Regions from separate parts of the Homo sapiens genome. Here region 2 is linked to region 1. A link is an interaction called in ENCODE POLR2A ChIA-PET data of the cell type or tissue named here. Cell type or tissue: PC-9. All regions are shown on one strand. Each heading gives the region's core, and the rest is flanking DNA. Links, peaks and the distances in the headings are about the cores only.

Region 1 (11,346 bases), core at 3,741-6,240:
GTTGCAGTGAGCCAAGATCATGCCACTGCACTCCAGCCTGGGCGACAAGAGTGAGACTCTGTCTCAAAAAATAAAAATTACTCTTTCTTTGCTATACCACACAGATGTAATCAATTTACTCTTTTAGTGGAGTTTTAGATGTGTACAAACACAGTTATGTGTATTCAATCCTCCATCTTTACCTGGAAATCAAAATCTTTTCTAAATCAGTTAAAGAGGGATAATATTTAACCATGGGATTGGGAGAGGATTAATTGAGATAATGGAATGTAAAGTACTCAGCACAGTGCTCAGCACATAGTAAGTGCCCCAAAAATTGTAATCACTATGGTTATTATTTTAGTTTTTACTGTTCTAAGGTAGAACCAGGCTAGGTATGGTGGCTCCTGCTTGTAATCCCAAAGCATTGGGAGGCCAAGGCAGAAGAATCATTTGAGGTCAGGAGTTTCATATCAGCCTGTGCAACATAGTGAGACCCTGTCTCTACAAAACAAAATTTTTTAAAATTAGCCCAGCATGGTGGCATGTACCTATAGTCCCAGTTACTTGTGAGGCTGAGGCAGGAGGATCGCTTGAGCCCAGGAGTTCAAGTCTGCAATAAGCACCACTGCACTTCAGCCTGAGGAACAGAGCAAGACTCCATCTCTAAAAGGGACAGGAAAGGGGAAAGGAAGAAAGAAAGAAGTGGAGGGAAGGAAGGATGGAGCAGTCTGCATGGTTAATAATTATATAAATGTTTTGTTGAGGATAGTTATGTTCAAGTGGATTAGGTACATTGTGGATTATGCTGCGAATTTTAATTTTTGGCTGACCTCTCCCATCAGGCCATTAGAGGTGTGCCTACAGTCTTAGCTTAAGAATACCCCAAATGCAATTCAACAATAACTCTGCTATGGAGAAGAAATCTGATAAAATGGTCCAAAGTCAGATAGACATCACTTTGAAATTTTCACTGCTGGTCCCCTCCATTAACATGACACTTGAAATTTGTTCGATAAGTAACACTTTGCAAGGCACTGCCACAATGCTTCTCTGTTGAAAATTCCTTTCCACTGAGCATCACTCTGTCTTATTTTTATTTTTTAATAGAGACCACTGCAATGGGGTCTTGCAGTGGGGGAGAAAGAGAGGACTCAACTTCCTTACTCTGTCTTTTTAGAAAGAGTACCTGGGCTGGGTGCAGTGGCTCAGGTCTATAATCCCAGCACTTTCGGAGGCCAAGGCAGGAGGATTGCTTGGGCCCTGGAGTTTGAGACCAGCCTGGGCAACACAGTGAGACTCCATCTCTACAAATATAAAAAATTGGCTGGGTGTGGTGGCTCATGCCTGTAGTTCCAGTTACTCAGGAGGCTAAGGTGGGAGCATAGCTTGAGCCTGGGAGGTTGAAGCTGCAGTGAGCTGTGATTGTGCCACTGCACTCCAGCCTGAGTGACAAAGTAAGACCCTGTGAAAAAAAAGAAAAGAAAAGAAAGAAAGAGAAAGAGACAGAGAGTGAGCAGCTGGTCTCCTTTGGGTCTCTAGGCCTTCATGGCACAGGCTCTATAGCAAAATATTATAATAATGACAATTTAAAAAGAGGGAGAGGGAGAGAGTATTTTATTACTCAGGAAACTGAAGCCCTAGAAAGTAAAGGTTCTTGTTTATTGATGGGTGGCTAACAAGCAACTAAGCCAGGATTAGAACACAGAGTTGCTCCCTTTTTTCCTCCCTAGTTCTGCTAAGTGAGAAGAATCAAAGATAGTCCTGAACTTCCATTGGATAGTCATGATGAAGTCTAGGAAATAAATGGTTTCTGTGGTCCAGGAATGTTTTCGTTCTCTTATGTGATTGCAGTCACATATTAGTGAGGGCTGCAGTCATCTGAAAGCTTGACTGAGACTGGAGGGTTTGACATGGCTGACTCCCATACCTTAAAGTTGGTGGTGGCTTAGGGCTCCTATATGAGTTACCTCATGCTGTGTAACAAATTACTCCTGAATTTAAAGACTTAATGATATGGTTTGACTGTGTCCCCACCCAAATCTCACCTTGAATCGTAGTAATCCCCACATGTCAAGGGCAGGGCCAGGTGGAGATAATTGAATCATGGGGGCGTTTTCCCCCATACTGTTCTCATGGTAGGGAATAAGTCTTGTGAGATCTAATGGTTTTATAAATGGGAGTTCGCCTGCACAAGTTCTCTTGCCTGCCGCCATGTAAGACGTGACTTTCCTCCTCCTCTGCCTTCCACCATGGTTGTGAGGCCTCCCCAGCCATGTGGAACTGTGAGTCCATTAAACTTCTTTCCTTTATAAGTTACCCAGACTCAGGTATGTCTTTATTAGCAGTGTGAGAACAGACTAATACACTTAAAAACAATAATTTTTTAAAATAAAAAACAGGATGAGGGTATGGGTAGGTTGATTGCAAGATAAAACCTTTCTAGGGCTGGGCACGGTGGGTTCACACCTGTAATCCCAGCACTTTGGGAGGCCAAGGCAGGCAGATCGCTTGTGCTCAGGAGTTTGAGACCAGCCTGGGCAACATGGTGAAACCTCATCTCTACTAAAAATACAAAAAATAGCCAGACATGGTGGCATATGCTTATAGTCCCAGCTACTCAAGAGGCTGAGGCAGGAGGATTGTTTGAACCCAGGAGGCAGAGGTTGCAGTGAGCCAAGATTGTGCCATTGCATTCCAACCTGGGAGACAGAGTGAGACCCTGTATCAAAAAAAAAAAAAAAAAAATTTCTAGGAGACGCCCTGGGTACCTCTAAAGGCACCAACAGCACCAAATGCTGATAAGGATGCAGAGTAACAGGAACTTTCATTCATTGCTGCTGGGAATGCAAAATGATACAGCCCCCTTGGAAGACAGCGTGGCGGTTTCTTACATAACTAAACCTACTCTTACCATATGATCAATTGCACTCTTTAGTATTTACCCAAAGGAGTTAAAAACTGATTTCTGTACAAAAACCTGAACAGGAATATTTATAGCAGATTTATTTATAATTGCCAAAGCTTGGAAGCAACCAAGATGTCTTTAAACAGGTGAATAGACAAACTGTGGTTCGTCCACAATGTAATACTATTCAGAGCTAAAAAGAAATGAGCTATCAAGCCATGAAAAGACACAGAGGAAACTTAAATATATATTGATAAGTGAAAGAAGTCAATCTGAAAAAGCTGCCTACTATATGTTTCTAACTATATGACATTCTGGAAAAGGAAAAGCTATGGAAACAGTACAAGATCAGTCAGTGGTTGCCAGAGTTTACTGGGGAGGGAAGGAAGGATGAATAAGAGGAATGCACGGGATTTTTAGGGCAGTGGAAAGATTCTGTATGATACTGTAATGGTGGATCCAAGTCCTTACACATTTGTCAAAAGTCATAGAAGGTGCAACACAGAGTGAAGCCTAATGTAAACTATGGACTTTGGTAAGTAATAATTTATGAATATGGGCTCATCAATTGTAACACATACACTGCACTAATGCAAGAGGTTAATAATGGAGGAAACTGTGAGAGAGAGAAAAAAGCTTATATGGAAACTCTGTACTTTCTGCTTAAGTTTTCTGTAAATCCAAAACTGCTGTAAAAAATAAAGTCCCAGCCCTGGCAACATAGTAAGACCTCACCTCTACACAAATTTGAAAAATTAGCTGGGTATAGTGGCATGCGCCCGTAGTCCCAGCTATCTGGGAGGCTGAGGTGGGAGGATCACTTGAGCCTGGGAGGTTGAGGCTGCAGTGAGCTGTGATCACACCACTGCACTTCAGCCTGGGCAACAAGGTGAGACCCTGTCTCAACTCAATAACTCAGTAAATAACTCAATAAATAAGTCTATTAATTTTTAAAAGGATGGGGGCATGTGGTAGGTTGGTAGGTTTCCGACAAAACCTTTCTAGGAAACATAGCCCAGATGTCACTGAGGACTTTGTGCCACACATTCTCTAAACAAATCAATCTAGAGGCAAAGATGCTCTAAGGATAATGATGTACTTGGGATAATATAATATCTGCAACCTCCTGAAATGCAGGCCTGGCTTGGGTGACTTTGAGGTTGACTGAAGATTATTATTTTATTTATTTATTTATTTATTTTTGATACGGAGTCTCTCTCTGTTGCCCAGGCTGGAGTGCAGTGGTGCAATCTCGGCCCACTGCAAGCTCCGCCTCCTGGGTTCATGCCATTCTCCTGCCTCAGCCTCCTGAGCAGCTGGGACTACAGGTGCCTGCCACAACGCCCAGCTAATTTTTTGTATTTTTAGTAGAGATGGGGTTTCACTGTGTTAGCCAGGATGGTCTCAATCTCCTGACCTCGTGATCTGCCCGCCTCGGCTTCCCAAAGTGCTGAGATTACAGGCATGAGCCACCGCGCCTGGCCAGATTATATTTTTAATACATTTGAGCCATTCATCTTTATAAGTTTTGTCTTCCTTTCTCTCTCCCCTCTGTTTATTGTCATTATTATAATATTTTGCTATGGAACCTGTGCCACGAAGGCCCAGAGACCCAAAGGAGACCAGGCACTCTTTCTAAAAAGACAGTGAGGCTGGGCACAGTCACTCATGCCTGTAATCCCAGCACTTTGGGAGGCCGAGGTTAGCAGATCACTGGAAGTCAGGTGTTCGAGACCAGCCTGGCCAATATGGTGAAACGCTGTCTCTACTAATAATACAAAAATTAGCCGGGCATGGTGGTGGAGGCCTTTAATCCCAGCTACTCAGGAGGCTGAGGCAGGAGAATCACCTGAACCCGGGAGTTGGAGGTTGCAGTGAGCTGAGATCTCGCCACTGCACTCCAGCCTGGGTGACAGAGAGAGACTCCATCTCAAAAAAAACAAAAAAAAGAAAGAAAAAAAAGAGTGAGGGAATTGAGTCCACTCTTTCTCCCTCACTGCAAGACCCCATTGCAATGGTCCCTATTAAAATAAATAAATATAAATAAATAGAGTGAGTCACGCTAAATGAAAAAGAATTTTCAACAGAGGAGCATTGTTGAACAAAGCTAGTATCGGTAGCCCCAGTCCCACACCTACCTTAATGACTCACTCCATCACCTTTAGATTGGAAGTACAGCTGAGGGCACTCAGCCCACAGAGATTCCTGGGAAGGCAGACGATACCTCAGATAACCTAACTGGCTACCAACAGCTGGCACTGCCCCATGTAAACCTCAGGGAGGAACTGCACCTGGCTGTGGCATCAGGATCAGTCCTTGGCTGGGGCAGAAATAAAGTCCTTGGCTGGGGCAGACATGTTGCTCAGTGGTTTATGAGTCTTACACATTTGTAACTGAATATATCCTAACATGGTGAAGAAAGAAATATAGCTGGCCGCGGTGGCTCACGCCTGTAATCCCAACACTCTGGGAGGCCGAGGCAGGCAGATCACCTGAGGTTGGGAGTTTGAGACCAGCCTGACCAATATGGAGAAACCCTGTATCTACTAAAAATACAAAAATTAGCCGGGCATGGTGGCACATGCCTGTAATCCCAGCTACTCGGGAGGCTGAGGTAGGAGAATCGCTTGAACCCAGGAGGTGGAGGTTGCGATGAGCCGAGATGGCGCCATTGCACTCCAGGCTGGGCAACAAGAGCAAAACTCTGTCTCCAAAGAAAAAAAATAAAATAAAATAATATATATATAGATATAGATATATATTATATATATAATATATAATAGATTATATATTATATATATTATATATTATATTAAATAATATATATATTATATATAATATATATTATATATTATATATAATTATATATAATATATATTATATATAATATATATTATTCTGTTCTATATAAATATATATAATATATTATATAAATTATATATAATATATATTATATATAATTTATATATAGAATATATAAATTATATATAAATTATATATTATATAAATTATATATAACATATATAATATATATATATATATATATATATATATAGAACAGAATAAGAAAAGTCCTGAGTGACATTTCTTTTTTTTGACATAGGGTCTCACTCTGTTGCCCAGTCTGGAGTGCAGTGGCTTGATCAAAACTCACTGCAGCCTCAAACGTCTCAGCTCAAGAAATCCTCCCACCTCAGCCTCCCGAATAGCTGGGATCGCAGTTGTGCGCCACCACACCTAGCTAATTTTTAATTTTTTTGTAGCGATGGGGTCTCACTATGTTGCCCAGGCTGGTTTCAAACCCCTGGGCTCAAGTGATCCTCCCACCTGGGCCACCCAAAGTGCTGGGATTACAGGCATGAGCCACATACCTGTACGTGGGTGATATTCTGAATGTCTGCAAGCAGGTCAAAGAAACACAAACAAGCTGACTATGTGTAAGTGGCCAAGGGTTTAGGGAAAACCAGTGTGTGCAAGCAACAGAGCTCTTGGAAGCTCCCTGGCAACTGAACCCCCATAGATGCTTGGGGATCTCTCCACTGTAAGAATCCTGATGGAAGGACCTACTTCTCACTATAGAAGCCCATCCTTCCCTTCTGGAGGTTATGATGAGGCCAAGTGATTGATGCTGCCACTGGGACTCAGGGCCTAGGACTGGTGATGCAGAGAAGCAGGAAAAGAGAATTCATCCTGGGTAGTGGCAGCCATGAGCAGCTGTCAACAGAAGCAAAGCTGGTGCCAGCATCCAGTGGTGTTGTGATGACACTGGTATCCTCACCAGGTGGGGACTGGGGTCCATTTCCCTTGATTCTTGCTTGTTTTCCAAGTTTAATTCTTTACTTTTCTAGCAATTCTGTGGGCTACCTTGTAACCCCTAAACAAATCCTTTTTCTGCTAAACCAGTCAGAGTTGTTTTCTGATCCTAGTGAGGATCCCAACTGACTAGGCAAGGTGGGTGGTCAGTACTGCTAAGAAGAGGACTAGTCAAGACTGATCCGGGTAGAAGGCTGTAAAGGTCTCCTGAAAAGAAACTGCCTACATGTCAAGTGCAAGGGATCTGGGGACAGACCTTCCTGGATTGAACCCCAACTCTGTCATTTGCTGCCTGAGTGACCTTGGGCAAGTGATTTAACCTCTCTGAGCCTCAGTTTCATCTGTAAGAGGGGTTTGACCATAGGACCTACTCCTCATACATCCCTATCACTGATGAGATGATTGAATTAGATGACACAAGTGGAGTTCTAGTTCAGATTCTGGCACAAAGCTGGTCTTTAGGGAATGGTAGTTATTGTAACTAACTTTAGCTCAAGAGGTGAGCTTCCTGACAGGGGACTCCATTGCAACCTTTCTTGAATCTATTCATCCTCCCTCTTTGTTCTTCATTCACAGCAGGAAGGGAAAAATTCCTGATGTGCAGTGGGAGAAATTTAAGTTGGATCCAGGCAGACATGTGCTGGTAAATGTTTAACAACCAGCTCTACAGGAAAATAAAAGCACTGATCCGCGGCATTTGCGGATTTCCACCCCTCCATGGCTGATTTCAAACAACCAACATGATGTTGCTGAACAATGGAGTTGGGACAAGATGTGTGCAGTTGGCTCTTATGAGCCAGCACCAGTACACCACTGGACTCAGGGGAGGATACCTTTAAAATACTAGGGAGTGGGGAAAAACAGGTGGTTCCTAAGTTCTGAGGAAGACTGTCAAAAGAAATTCCTCAAGTACTGTTGAGAGGATGGGGGATGAACTCACATTATGCTTTGACTTAAAACTCCAGAGTTCTCTTTAAATGATAGCCTTTAAATCCTCCCTCCTGCTCCCACATACAGCCAGTCAGGTCTCTGGCTCTATTTCTTCCTTAAAATATCCCCTGCAGGCCGGGCATAGTGGCTCATGCCTGCAATCCCAGCACTTTGGGAGGCTGATACGGGTGGATCACTTGAGGTCAGGCAGATCTTGAAAGACCAGCCTGGCCAACATGGTGAAACCCCGTCTCTACTAAAAATACAAAAATTGGCTGGGCGTGGCAGCATGTACCTGTAATTCCAGCTACTGGGAGGCTGAGGCAGGAGAATTGCTTGAACCCTGGAGGAGGAGGTTGCAGTGAGCCTAGATCATGCCACTGCACTCCAGCCTGGGCAACAGAGTGACACTGTGTCTCAAATAAAAAAAAAAAAAAAGGGAAAAAGAAAGAAATAAAATATCCCCTGCATCCATCCATCTCTTTCACTTCATGGCCCGCATGGCCACCCCAGCCCATGGGCTCAGACTGTCAACTCTGAAATACTGCTCCTTGTCCCTGCCCCTTCCCACCCATTCTGTACTAGAATGGACCAGCCATGCCACCCCTAAGCCAGCATTCATTGCATCATCCTCATTCCAGCTTCACTGCCATATGGTTCCAGGCTTGCTGTCCCATTCATTGTAAGTGCTGCTGCCTGGCTGTCCCAGCTTTCACCTGGCCCCTCAGTCTGGAAGTGGTCTATGTGTGAATCTCAGATTTCCTGCTTACTAGTGATATGCTCTTGGGAAAATTACAGAACACTTTCTGAGCCTTCACTTCCTTACCTCTAAAATAGTGATAATGAAAGAACTTTCTTAGGGATGTTTCAAAGGTCAAACAAAATAGTTCTAAAAAAGGCTTGGTAAAATACCTGGCCCCATTGTAAATGCGGAATTGAATATTGGCTCAATGACGACTCTGATGATAAGTACTGCTAGTACTAACGGTAAATGGTAGCTAGTTGAAGGATGATTTTCCTCCTACCTGAATTCTACCCCACTCTCCTTTGCTAGTCCAATGCCACTTTTCTTTTGGCTTTAGTTCTATTTTTTCTGATATACTTTTTCTCTGCACTCATTAGCTCCTTTTTCTCTGAGCTTCTGAAGCAATTACACCCTGCAGTGGAATATTTAATTCAATATTGCCCCTGACTATTCCCTGTTGATGTCAACCTTGTCTTCCTGGCTCATCTTTTTCAGCTTGCAGGGAGCAGCCTGTCTCTATCATCTTCTCCCCTGGAGGGTCTTGGATCAGCAGCCTCACACCAGCAGCCAAAGCGGCTGTGGCTGTGAATGGTACTGAGCTGTGCCTGGTATTTTGCCTGCACCATCTCATTTTATTTTTTTTCATTGAGCCAAGATTTATTGAGCACCAGCTATATACTGGGCACTGAGGCTACACAGTGAATAAGACAAGAGCCTCTGTCTTCCAGGAGCTCACAGTGTAGCCAGAGGAGCTAACCCTGAACACAAAATTACCTAAACCAATGTCCAAAGATGGACCATGCCCAAGAGCTGTGGAGGGGAAAAGAGGGTATTCCAAGAGGTTAGAGCAGGGGCCTGATTCAAAGAGGGGCAGGGGTCTAGGCAGGAGTTACTGAGGGGAAGAGATTTCCCAGGAAGCTCATATTCTGGGGGCCGAGTGGAATGGCTGAGTGCTGAGGACCTGAGATAGGCCCAAGCAGCTGGAGGGGCAAGCAGGAGGGAGAGCAGCCCGCAGTGACGGGCAGGCAGGCAGGGCCAGGGCCTGCAGGGCTTCCCAGGTGGGTTGGGTATTTGGGTCTCTATCCTAAAGTTGGCAAGCATTTAATTCTCAGAGATCTTAGGCAGTAGCATCCATTATCAGCTCCATTTCATAGCAGAGGAAATTGAGACCCAGAGAGATGAAGTCACTTGCCTAGGGTCACACGGCTAGTCACTAGTCAGCCACAAAGCAAAGGCCAGCGTTGCCAAACACACCGCCTGCTGAGTGATTGATGGCAGCACTGACCACTGTGAGCCTGCCCAGCCGGCCTTCCCACGGGCTATCTGGAACGCACCCTCTAATTGGAGCTTTCCTCCAAGCAGGGCCAGCCTGAGGCCCTCTCAGAAGCACTGAACCAGTTTGGTGGGAGTAGAGATGTCAGCGGTTCTGATGTCATGACTGGCTTTGAAGAGCTCAGCTCCCACTGCTGCTTCCATTCCCAGCCCCTGGGGACTGCAGTGAAACTCTCTGGGTTGTGTTTTGTTTTCCCCAGAAGTCTGGGGCCAGGGTACTGAGAAAGGGAGGAGGGTGGTTTATGGTGAGCCGTGTGATTTTTCAGGATTTAGCTGGGACATTCTTGGCCCAGAAGCCAATACTGGTACAAAGAGACCTGAGGAAGCGCCACATCCTGGTTCTCCGGGAGACAGGATGTGCTCAGGAATCTGTGAAATAGGCTGTATTTGTCTCTCAACTCCTCTGAGTCCCCTTTCGTCTAAGGCCTCCTTCCTTTCTTAGCGAGTCCCCAGGGAGATTTGGTCTGGAGCCCTTTCCTTGTGCCTCCCTGGGGCCTCAGCCTTCCCAGCCAGGCCTCCAGAGGGCCCCTCCCCAGACATTAACGATGCTACTAGGTGATAATGACACCTCCAGGGTCAGACCCCAGGCGGCAGGAATTTCAGGCACCAAATGGAGGTGGCTTTTTGGCCCCCCTCGAGTCAACCTGTCACTCTGAGGAGAGAATTCTTTTTATTTCCAGAGTCTTCGACGGTAGGCAGATTTATTTTCATCCAACATTAAAACCCCTCGGTTTGTGGAGAGGAAGGAGCTTGAAGCTCAGTGTGCCAGAGGGGCCAACGGAGCAGGGAGAGATGGGAAGAAAATGAGAAAAGTAACCCTCTTGCCTGGCGTCCTGCCAGGGAAAGTCCTCTGCTCAACCCTGATCCTGGCCCTTCTGGCACGGCATGACCAGAGGCCCTGGGTCAGGCTGCCCTTTATGGCCTTCCCATGGCCCTTCCTTCCAGCCACTTGACCAAATGCCCCTGCATGCGAGGGGGGTGCGCTGCTCTCCAGCTGGTTTGCCAAGGACCCCTACTCCCACCTCCCTCCATAAAAAACTCAGCACCTCTGGGGCCAGAAGAGGACGTGCAGCAAATTCCCACCAACAATTTTGTCTGAGGGACAGGAAGGTTTGCTGACTTGTCGCCCTAAGGATTCGCTCTTTGCTTTTCCTTTTGCAGTTTGGAATCTATCTGTTCGCAGCTTCCCTTTGGCTGCACCATGTTGTGGGTCTTAGGCTCCATCAGCATTTGGTCAGGACAAGTTGGCCCATGGTTTCTCTGATGCAGAAATGGTGTCAACAGGTCCCAGGAGCCAGCGATCTGAGCCTGCACACACACACACACACCCCCACACCCACCCATCCCCGCAAACAATGCCTTCAGCTCACCCTGACCTCCCTGTCTTCTTTGTATCCTTCCTGACTTTTTCTGTCCTCTTTACCCCACTCTAGCTCAGGGCCTTCCTGGCTAATCTCTGACCTGTACTCTGCCTCTCTAATCCATCCTGTAAATGGCTAGCACATTAATTTTCCTAATAATAATTATAGCTAACATTTGGTGAGTGTGTTCTGTGAGTCCGGTGTACCAGAAACTTGCATTAAGTTGTTGAGTATTATATCCATTTTGTAGTTGAGGAAACAGACAGGTTGAGTAATTT
Region 2 (11,346 bases), core at 4,592-7,091, 94 kb after region 1:
AAAAAAAAAAAAAAGAAAAGAGGAAACTTGTAGTGGAGAGCTTGGGCTGTAGGCCCAATGGACCTTGGTTTGCTGATTCTGCCCCTTACTGGCTTGGGCAAGTCCTATAACCCTTTCTGAGTCTCAATTTCTTCATTGGTTAAATGGGATCATCACAGTGCCTGACAGGTTTAATGAGAGAGTGAAATAACGTATGTTCAGGTTGCTTGATCCTAGGAGTTCAAGACCAGCCTGGACAACATAGAGAGATCCCTGTCTCTACAAAAAATACAAAAATCAGCTGGGTGTGGTTGTGTGTGCATGTAGTCCTAGCTAATCAGGAAGCCGAGGCAGGAGGATGGCTTGAGCCAGGGAGGTCATGGCTGCAGTGAACTGTGATGCCACTGTACTCCAGCCTGGGCAACAGTGCGAGACCCTGTCTTAAAAAAAAAAAAAGATATGTGCCAGGTATTCAGCACCGTGCCTTGCACGCAGCAAACCCTTATAACATTGGTTGTTATTTATGGAGAGGAAAAGGATAAAGGGGTGGGAAGGCAAGAGAAGAGGGCTTAGGGTACTCTGCCCTCTAATGCTGGACCATTCAGATGAGGTCCTGATGAAGCTCTGTCCACCTGAAGCTTTTATTTTTATTTATTTATTTTGAGACAGGGTCTCGCTCTGTCACCCAGGCTAGAGAGCAGTGGCATGATCTTGGCCCACTGCAACTTCCACCTCCCATGCTGAAGCGATTCTCCCACCTCGGCCTCCTAAGTAGCCGGGACTACGGGCACGCATCATCATGCCCAGCTAATTTTTCTATTTTTAGTAGAGACAGTGTTTCATCATGTTGCTCAGGTTGGTCTCAAACTCCTAGGCTCAAGCAATCCACCAGCCTCGGCCTCCCAAAGTGCTGGGATTATAGGCGTGAGCCAGCACACCTGCCTTGTCTGGAAGCTTTTAGAGTCACTCACACAGGAAATGCCGTCTTGGCTCTCCAGGGGTTCATGCTGGATCCAGCAGAGCAGGACCAGACAAACACCCGACATCTTCCCGTTTTCACTCACCCTCCCTGGCATCATGGTTCAGTGGTCACGGTGGGCCTGGGAGGGCCCCCCTTGGTTCCCCCTGTTTCCCTTACCTTAACCTTTGCCTCTCTGACTGAGACCCATTATGCCTCCTGTCTCTGTTGACTCCATATAATGAAAATAATTGAGCCTGTCTCCACCGATAACTGTCTCGAAACAAGCCCCGCCCCGGTCATCTGCCTCTGACTGAACACACCCCGCCCACTGCACAGGGCCTGCCGTAGCCTGCTTCCAGAACCCAAGCAGGGAGAACCCGTAGGCGAGGTGCACGTTTCACAGTGAATGAAGGAACTGGGGCTGACACCCTGGTGGACAGCCCTGTGGTTTGCTGAAGGGTGTCTAATGGTTCTGAGACTAAGGTTCAAAATCTCTGAAAGCGCCTCTAAACAAAACGTTAATTACGGTGTTTTTGCATTTCGACTTTGCCCTTCATCCTCAGCCTTCCTTCCTCGATGCTTCCTGCCCTGGTTTTGTGTGGAAGATTCCTTTTTTTTTTTTTTTTTGAGATGGAGTCTTGCTATGTCACCCAGGCTAGAGGGCAGTGGCACGATCTCGGCTCAGTGCAACCTCTGCCTCCTGGGTTAAAGCAATTTCCCTGCCTCAGCCTCTCGAGTAGCTGGGATTACAGGTGCCTGCCACCACGCCTGGCTAATTTTTGTATTTTTAGTGGAGACGGGGTTTCACCATCTTGGCCAGGCTGGTCCCGAACTCCTGACCTTGTGATCCACCTGCCTCGGCCTCCCAAAGTGCTGGGATTACAGGTGTGAGCCACCGCGCCCGGCCTTTATGGAAGATTTCCTTAAGAAAACAGGTAATAGGCAGGGCTAAAGAGTTGCATGCGCTTGGGGAGGAGAAGCTACAGAGGCTCATAATTTCTGATTTCTGTGTAAATTGTCCCAAGAGCTGACCTCATACTTGTAAGCACAGCACCTCCCAGGATGAGTGAGAAGGGCAGGGTTGTCAATTAGAGGAAACTTATTTAATTGTATAACTCTAGTTCAAAGCCCTCATTTATGTTTGTATACTTTGTTGAGATATTGTAACAACCTTAGATGAAAAAATTGAAATTCTTATAATGTTTCAGTGTCTTAAATGACCCTGCCCATTTGCCTGGGGTCTCTTCTCGTCTTTATCCCTGCTCCTACACACATCTGCACATGGTGTGAGTTCTTTCACCATGGGCCTGGGTTGTGCTAAAACCTTTTACATATTTTTCACCGAATCCTTGCAATAACTCTAGAAGGGAGGAATTATTATCCCAATTACTCTGTTGGAGAAGCGGAGGCTCTGAGGGGTCCTATAGTCACAGTTGGCAGAGCTGGGATTCAAACCCAGGTCTGATTCCATCCAAAACCTGCCAACTTTGTGGTCAGTATGATTTTGTCTGTGTTTTTCACTCAGTATTGTATTATAGATATTTTCCTTTATAGTTTTCGTACTTATTGTTTAAAATGAGAGCACAGAATTCCGTGAACCATTATTTGTGTAACCATTTTCTCCTCCTGGGCATTTGCACTGTCCTCGGTTTGTCACAGTTATGGACAATGCTCTAACGCACATTATGCTTAAGGCTTTTCTCCTCCCCTCTTGCCCCTCTCCTCAACCCACATGTTGGGTGACTTATTCACCTAAGTTTCTGATTCCCCTCCGGGGAGTTGCTTAAATATAGAAGGGAAGGCAGAGCCGCTCAGTGGTTCAGAGCACAGTCTTTACAGTCAGACAAAGCTTGGTTTGAAAATCAGTTCTGCTACTTCCTGGCAATATGAACTTATGCAAGTTACTTAACCTCTCTTTTGTCTCAGTTTCTTTTTCTGTAAAATGGGGATAATGTCTGTCTCACAGGATATGTTGTGAGGATTATATGAGATGACACATGCAAAGAACTTGGGGCCAGCGTATTAAATACATATTAGGCACTTGGTACTTAGAAATTGCTGGACTTGATCCACAGATGTGTTTAATTTGGTCTCCATAGTGTGAAGTTTTAAAAAATTAAATGGCCAGCACTTAAAAATTGGCAGTTTTGGCCAGGCACTGTGGCTCATGCCTGTAATCCCAGCACTTTGGGAGGCCAAGGCAGGCAGATCATGAGGTCAGGGGATCGAGACCATCCTGGCTAACATGGTGAAACCCTGTCTCTACTAAAAATACAAAAAATTAGCTGGGCGTGGTGGCGGGCGGCTGTAGTCCCAGCTACTCAGGAGGCTGAGGCAGGAGAATCACGTGAACCCGGGAGGCAGAGGTTGCAGTGAGCCAATATCGCGGCACTGCACTCCAGCCTGGGCGACAGAGCAAGACTCCATCTCAAAAAAAAAAAAAAAAAAAAAAAATCTCTAGACTCTCTTGAAACATCAGAATGTCTGGAAACATTGCACCTGCATCTTCACGTGGTTGGATAGGCTGGAGCTGAGCAGCAGCTGCCCCCTTTAGATGTGGCATGAACTACCAGGTCTTTTTTTTTTTTTTTTTTTTTTTTTTGAGACAGAGTCTTACTCTGTTGCCCAGGCTAGAGTACAGTGGTGTGGTCTCAGCTCACTGCAACCTCTCCCTCCGGGTTCAAGCGATTCTCCTGCCTCAGCCTCCTGAGTAGCTAGGAATACAGGCGTGTGCCACCACACCTGGCTAATTTTTGTATTTTTAGTAGAGATGGGGTTTCACCATATTGGCCAGGCTGGTCTCGAACTCCTGACCTTGTGATCCGCCTGCCTCGGCCTCCCAAAGTGCTGGGATTATAGGCATGAGTCACCACGCCCGGCCAACTCCCAGGTCTTTTATCTTAGGCTGGGTTACCCAAGGGCAGACCCTGAAACAGCAGAAGCTGACAAGGGAGTGAGGGAATTGGGACTGGAAAGGGGAAGAAACCAAGCAAAGGTGCAATTTCATGCAAAGGCCCTTGGAGGGTAGCTTCAGCCTGAGCCTACAGGGAACTCCAGAGTTGTCTTGGCCTGAGGCAAGGTCATTGGCTAAGGTCTACTGACTACCTGGTAGTGGTAGTAAAGGGACACAGCATAGGAGGTCTAAGGTTTGGGCTGTTGGAATTACACTGATGTTCAGAGGGGCTGACAACTGGCAGAGGGTTCTGGGTGAGGCACCGACAGTATCGGCTACATGTCATTCATTCATTTTTGCATCAGACACTTGAGTTTGCAACCCCTGCACTACTTGGTCATTATTATATGTGTGCAAATTGGGTCACAGCTGGGTCAGAGTGGCAGCAGTTCTCTGCTTGGCTAAAGGTGGGAGGGAAGGAACAACTCTCTTGCAGTGGACAGGAAAGGTGTTTTTATCTCTGTTTTCCAGATAAGGAAACTGAGTCTCAGGGAGGTCAAGAGACATGCCAAAGCACAGCTTGGAAGTGGTAAGGTGAAGAACAGAGTGCTGGTGTTCTGCTTCCTGGTTTGTCTCTCTCCCTCTGGTTTATGTCATCCAGCCCATTTCTCCCTGTACCTGGAGATGCTCCCTAAGCAAACTTTTCTGTGCAGATGCAGATTGAATACAGATGTTACAATAGGGTTAGTCCCACATAGCTGAACTCTTTCTAAAGAAAGACAGAATCGTTTGCAGAGAAAACCAGAGCTTGTTTCCTAAAAACTTCCCTGGTAGAGGGTGGGTTTTTGTCTTTTTGGCCCAAGACAGAGATGGTGGATGAAGCTTCTCCTTCAAATCTTCAAGATTTAAAGAAATTGCTCCGCCTCTTTGCCTGGAGGAATGCCGTGCTGCTCAAAACACACTTTTGGACACGGCACATTTTTCTGTCACAGTGGAAAGACCTGACTCCCTCAAAAGGGTGTTTGCAAAAAGCATCGCGTTCTCAGAATGACAAAACAGTTTTAAAAGAAAAAAACATTGTGTCAGCCCTGCAGCTTATCAATATAAAATGAAGACTAAGATTCATTTATGTGAATGGATCATTTTTTGGGGGAGGGAGTTGTTAAAAATTCATATATCTTGGCTAATGGAACCACTTCCATATCCACAATGAAAAAAATTAAAAAGGAGGCTTATAAAACCTTTCCTGGAACAACCAGAAAAGGAGTGAGTCCCTGAAAATACAAATTGGTGGTGTTATCTTTGCATATTTGCAAAATTCTTTGAACTTCTGAATAGTCTGTTGTGGACCTAGTCTGCTGTTACTTTGACACAGGGTCTTGCTCTGTTGCCCAGGATGCAGTGCAGTGGCGTGATCCTAGCTCACTATAGTCTCAAATTCCTGAGGTCAAGCACTGCTTCCACCTCTGCCTCCCAGGTAGGTAGAATTACAAGCATGTCACCACACCTGGCTAATTTTTTTTTTTTTTCTTTTTGAGTAAGTGTCTCACACTGTTGCCTAGGCTGGAGTGCAGTGGTGTGATCTTGGCTCACTGCAACCTCTGCCTCCTGGGTTCAAATGATTCTCGTGCCTCAGTCTCCCAGTAGCTGGGACTACAGGCGTGCACCACCATGCCTGGCTAATTTTGGTATTTTTAGTAGAGATGGGGTTTCGCATGTTGGCACAGGCTGGTCTCGAACTCCTGTGCCTGGCCCTAGTTATTTTTATATTAACAGTAATGACCAAGCTCTGAGAGGTTCCTTAATATTAGTAGCAAAGGTAGGATTCAAATGCAGGTCTGGATGACCCATAACACATATCGTTTTGCACTACTCGGTTTGCCTTAAATTAGCCCCTTCTTTGGAATAAAGCACCCTGTTAAGAAGACAAGTTGAAGGCCGGGCGTGGTGGTTCATGCCTATAATCCCAGCACTTTGGGAGGCCGAGGCAGGCAGATCACGAGGTCAGGAGTTCAAGACCAGCCTGGCCAACATAGTGAAACCCCGTCTCTACTAAAAATACAAAAATTAGCCAGGCATGGTGGCGCATGCCTGTAGTCCCAGCTACTTGGGAGGCTGAGGCAGTACAATAGCTTGAACCTGGGAGACGCAGGTTCTGGTGAGCCGAGATGGCGCCACTGCACTCCAGCCTAGGCAACAAGATCAAAACGCCATTTCAAAAAAAAAAGAAAAAAAAAGGCACCTTGAATGTCACATTTGTCCTCTTCAAGGTACTTGCTATCTAAGGTGGGGGTGGAGAATCCTTTATTTTACAGAAACAGTGATTAGTTCTTAAGCCTTACTTCATAGATAAGGAAACTGTGAATCAAAGAGGTCAAGTGGGGCAGGCGCGGTGGCTCACGCCTGTAATCCCAGCACTTTGGGAGGCCGAGGCAGGAGGATCACGAGGTCAGGAGATTGAGACCGTCCTGGCTAACACGGTGAAACCTCGTCTCTACTAAAAAATACAAAAAATTAGCTGGGTGTGGTGGTGGGCACCTGTAGTCCTAAGTAGCTTACTTGGGAGGCTGAGGCAGGAGTATGGTGTGAACCCGGGAGGCGGAGCTTGCAGTGAGCCGAGATTGTGCCACTGCACTCCAGCCTGGGTGACGGAGCGAAGACTCTGTCTCAAAAAAAAAAAAAAAAAAAGAGGTCAAGTGATGTGTTCAAGGTCACAGCTATGAAGTGACAAGACCTTTTTTTTTTTTGAGATAGGGTCTTGCTCTGTCACCCAGGCTGGAGTGCAGTAGCGTGATCCCCGTTCGCTGTAGCCAGCGTCAAGCTCCCAGGCTTAAGCAATCCTCCCATCTTAGCCTCCCCAGTAGTTGAGACTACAGGCACTTATCACTGTGCACCACTAATTAAAATTTTTTTTTTTTATTTAGAGATGGGGTCTATCAATGTTACCCAGGCTGGTCTCAAATTCTTGGCTTTGTGATCCTCCCACATCAGCCTCCCAAAGTGCTGGGATTACAGGCATGAACCACCACGCCCGGCCTTCACATATTTTACTTACTTCCCACTTCCCTCCTTACCTCCCTTCCCTCTTAATTTCTGGCTGGTCAGTGAGCCCAGTAGGGCTATCCTGCTGCAATCACATCTGCAGTGACAGCGTTTCCCTGCTTCACACTCTGGGCTCCCTGGTGACTGTCCTGCTATGTACGAAGTTCATTGGAGGTGCACACATTAAGGGTGAAAAAATGCTGGGACCTCCTAACATACAGGGGAGGTGGGCTAGTGAGGCCACTCTGTATTTGGGCTTTAGAGTCACCCAGCCTGGGTGTTAATCCTGGCCTGTGCCACATTGGCAGTGTGACCAAAGGTATGTTATTTAATATATCTGTGCCTCTGATTCTGTATTTGCAAAATGGGGATGAGACCAGTACTTACCTCGTAGAGATGCAGGAAGTTTTAGAAGCATTAGTTCATGACAGCCCTGGCACTGATAAGTGTTAGGGACTATTATCCAAAACAAACACAAAACATTAGGTCCTACCTTGTTAGTTTTAGAGTTAATTGATTTAATTAACTGACAATAAAAACAACTAATAATAACAATAGCTAACATGTGCCTGGCATAGTGCCAAGTACCTTTAATTATTAACTTGTTTAAAAATCTGAAGGTACAAGAGGGATATGTCTCCCTCCTACCCTGTATTATTTAGGGTTCTACAGAGAAACAGAACCAATAAGATATAGAGAGAGGCTGGGTTTGGTGGCTCACACCTGTAATCCCAGCACTTTGGGAGGCTGAGACGGGCAGATCACCTGAGGTCAAGAGTTCGAGATGATCCTGGCCAACATGGTGAAATCCCATCTCTACAAAAATTAGCCGGGCATGGTGGTGCACATCTGTAGTCCCAGCTACTCGGGAGGCTGAGGCAGGAGAATGGCTTGAACCCAGGAGGCAGAGGTTGTAGTGAGCCGAGATCACACCACTGTGGTTTAGCCTGGGTGACAGAGTGAGACTTTGTCTCAAAAAAAAAAATATGCATAGAAAGAAATTTATTATGAGGGATTGGTTCATGACATGGAAGCGGAGAAGTCCCACATTCTGCCATCTGTAAGCCGGAGAATCAGGAAAGCCGGTGGTGGAGTTCCTTTCCAAGACCAAAGGCTGGAGGAACACAGAGCAATGGTGTAAGTCCCAGTCTAAGTCTGAAGACCCCAAAACCAGGAGTGCAGATGTCTAAGGGCAGGAGAAGATGGATGTCACAGCTCCAGAAGAGAGAATTAACTCGTCCTCTGCGTTTTTATTCCATGCAGGTCCTCAACAGATTGGAGGATGCCAGTCCACCCTAGTGAGGGTGATCTTTACTCAGTCTACTGATTCAAATGCTGATGTTGGCCCCAGTACAGTGGCTCACACCTGTAATCCCAGCAATTTGGGAGGCTGAGGCGGGCGAATCGCTTGAGCCCAGGAGGTTGAGACCAGCCTGGGCAACATGGCGAAACCTCATTTTTACAAAAAATACAAAAATTAGCCAGGCGTGCTGGCGCATGCCTGTATTCCCAGCTACTCAGGAGGCTGAGGTGGGAGGATCAGTTGAGGCCGGGAAGTAAAGGCTGCGATGAGCTGTGATTGCACCACTGCATTCCGGCCTGGGTGACAGAGTGAGACCCTGTCTCAAAAAAAAAAAAAAAAAAAAAAAGCTAATGTTTTCTAGAAACACAGACACACCCAGAAAGTATTTTGCCAGCTATCTGGGCATCCCTTATCCCAGTCAAATTGACACATAAAATTAACCATCACGCCCCCATGGTTTCCTCCATGGAAGCAGCCATTATTACCAATACTCTGCGTATCTTTTCAGATATCTTCTGTGCAGACGATTATTTAAATATCTTTCTACCCCTTCAGCTTTAAATGTAAGGAAACGGGCTCAGAGAAGTCATATAGTGAATTGTAATAATAGCTCCTATTCTGTGTGTGAGGCTCTGCCCTGGGCACTGTGTGATTTTGAATCCTGGCTACAACCATGCAGCATGAGACTTATTGTGTAGAATAGATGCTCCAGGCCTCAGTTTGCCTCAGTGGGTTGACTGAGGATTAAATGAAATAATCCATGTAGAGGGGCTTCTCAGATCCTGGCACATCATAACTGCTGAGTAGGTGATGACTGCAGGGGAGGGGAGGATCCGAGGTTTTTTTTTTTTTTTTTTTTTTTGAGACGGAGTCTCGCTGTGTTGCCCAGGCTGATGCACTTAGATCCTCGGCCGGGTGCGGTGGCTCAAGCCTGTAATCCCAGCACTTTGGGAGGCCGAGGCGGGCTTATCATGAGGTCAGGAGATCGAGACCATCCTGGCTAACACAGTGAAACCCCATTTCTACTAAAAATATAAAAAATTAGCCGGGCTTGGTGGCGGGAGCCTGTAGTCCCAGCTACTCGAGAGGCTGAGGCAGGAGAATGGCGTGAACCCTGGAGGCAGAGGTTGCAGTGAGCCGAGATGACGCCACTGCACTGGGCGACAGAGCGAGACTCCGTCTCAAAAAAAAAAAAAATACTAGGAATGTAAGTGAATATTTATTTCAAGTGAGAAACAGAGCTCTAACAATTTACACATTTTATCTTTTTTTTTTCTTTTTAAAAGTTTTTTTTTTTTTTGGCTGGGACCGGTGGCTCATGCTTGTAATTCTAGCACTTTGGGAGGCCGAGGCAGGCAGATCAACTGAGGTCAGGAGTTCAAGATGAGCCTGGCCAACATGGTGAGACCCTGCCTCTACTAAAAATGCAAAACTTAGCCAGGTGTGGTTGTGTACACCTGTAATTCCAGCTACTTGAGAGGCTGAGGCAGGAGAATCATTTGAACCTGGGAGGCGGAGTTTGCCATGAGCAGAGATTACACCATTGCACTCTGGCCTGGGCGACAAGAGACTGTCTCAAAAAACAAAATTTTTTTTTTTTTCTTTTGTAGAAATGGAACCTTGCTATATTGCCTGGGTTGGTCTCAAACTACTGGGCTCAAGCATTCCTCCCACCTCAGCTTCCCAAAGTGTCCGGGCCAGTTTACACATTTTAAAAGCCAACAAATACCTCAAACACTACACACTCCAGAAGAATAATAGGACATTTTTTCTTAATTTACTGCCTGACACACTTCTGTAGCACTTTTTATTCCTATATTATCCAGCTTCATACTCTTTGATCACTTCTTCATATGATAATGATTTTCTAAAATAATTTTCTGTAGAGCGAATAAAAGATAATTCAGTCTTTTCTCTAGCATGGGTGATCAAAATTTGCTTTTAGTTATTGATAGTCTAGACGCAAAAAATAAAGACATTCATAGACACAAACACTGTCTGTAGTATTACTACGTGTTTGTGTCTCTCAGAGGAATTTTAGTAAATTCAGTTTTGTGTTATTCCCACCAAAAATGAAAAAAGAATCTAAGGTGGGCCAGGCGTGGTGGCTCACGCTTGTAATCCCAGCACTTTGGGAGGCTGAGGCAGGTGGATCATGAGGTCAGGAGATCGAGACCATCCTGGCTAACACGGTGAAACCCCGTCTCTACTAAAAATACAAAAAATTAGCCGGGCGTGGTGGTAGGCACCTATAGTCCCAGCTACTCAGGAGGCTGAGGCAGGAGAATGGCGTGAACCCGGGAGGCGGAGGTTGCAGTGAGCCGAGATCGTGCCACTGCACTCCAGCCTGGGCGACGGTGCGAGAGTCTGTCTCAAAAAAAAAAAAAAAAGAATATGAGGTGCATTACAATTAAATGCACGTGTTAATAGAGTGTATTTCTTTTTTATTGTTATTATTTATTGAGGCAGAGTCAGGCTGGTCTTGCACTCCTGACCCCAAGTATTCCATCCACCTCGGCTTCCCAAAGTGCTGGGATGACAGGTGTGAGCCACCAAGCCTGGCCTAGTGGAGTATATTTCTGACAGACGAGAACTTCCATTTTGATTGACTCTTCACCTATTTTTCATGTCTAATAACGGGAAGCATTTTTCACAGGCGAGCATCTAACTATATACATTTTAAACCTTCCTTCTTCCCCACCACATCCTTCAGGATTGGGCCCTGTAGGATGTGTTCATATGGTGATACAACTTCTGATGAGGTGTCAGGACCTTGGTGGGGGGTACTTGCTACTGGAGTTTTACTGGGAGCTGTTCCTACCCTGGGAGGGTTAGCAATACTCAGCTTAATGATCTGCTAAACTCAATGTACCAGCGACTCAACTCCCATGTGCGTGCATCCCTGAATGCCCGTGGCCACTCTTAACGTCACACAACAGGAAGGGAGAAGGGGCAGAAGGGAGACTGGAGTGGAGAGAGATGGAGGTCTTTCCACTTGTGGTTAAAAGACTTGATGCTGGCAAATGTTAGAGAAACCAAAGACCATCCGATGGATGCTTTTCTTTCCGGGCCCTTTGCAAGACCTTGGAAGGGGCTGATCCAAGCAGGGATCCTGAAGCTTCAGCTGTGTTAGCCTCACGGTGGACCTGGTTAGTTATCACTTATATT

What was found. Peaks named below come from ENCODE experiments on the same cell type or tissue, not always from the same donor. Only the 100,000 strongest peaks of a DNase experiment are listed, where the experiment ranks them.
Region 2: POLR2A ChIA-PET joins it to region 1 with 5 read pairs; 5 of 35 experiments call an interaction of 5 or more read pairs at or near these places.

The regions. Positions count from the first base shown.
Region 1 is chr5:142,270,604-142,281,949 of GRCh38, forward strand. No RefSeq gene overlaps it. Among named protein-coding and RNA genes, the nearest start is that of SPRY4-IT1, 42 kb to the right of the region's middle. RefSeq lists enhancers at 8,870-9,436, 9,437-10,003. In PC-9, for the core only: no CTCF peak of the experiment used is centred there; a DNase peak (open chromatin) is centred at 5,028.
Region 2 is chr5:142,363,465-142,374,810 of GRCh38, forward strand. All of the region lies in intron 3 of SPRY4-AS1 (SPRY4 antisense RNA 1), which reads left to right. Among named protein-coding and RNA genes, the nearest start is that of SPRY4-AS1, 44 kb to the left of the region's middle. RefSeq lists enhancers at 1-143, 144-865, 1,103-1,152. In PC-9, for the core only: no CTCF peak of the experiment used is centred there; no DNase peak of the experiment used is centred there.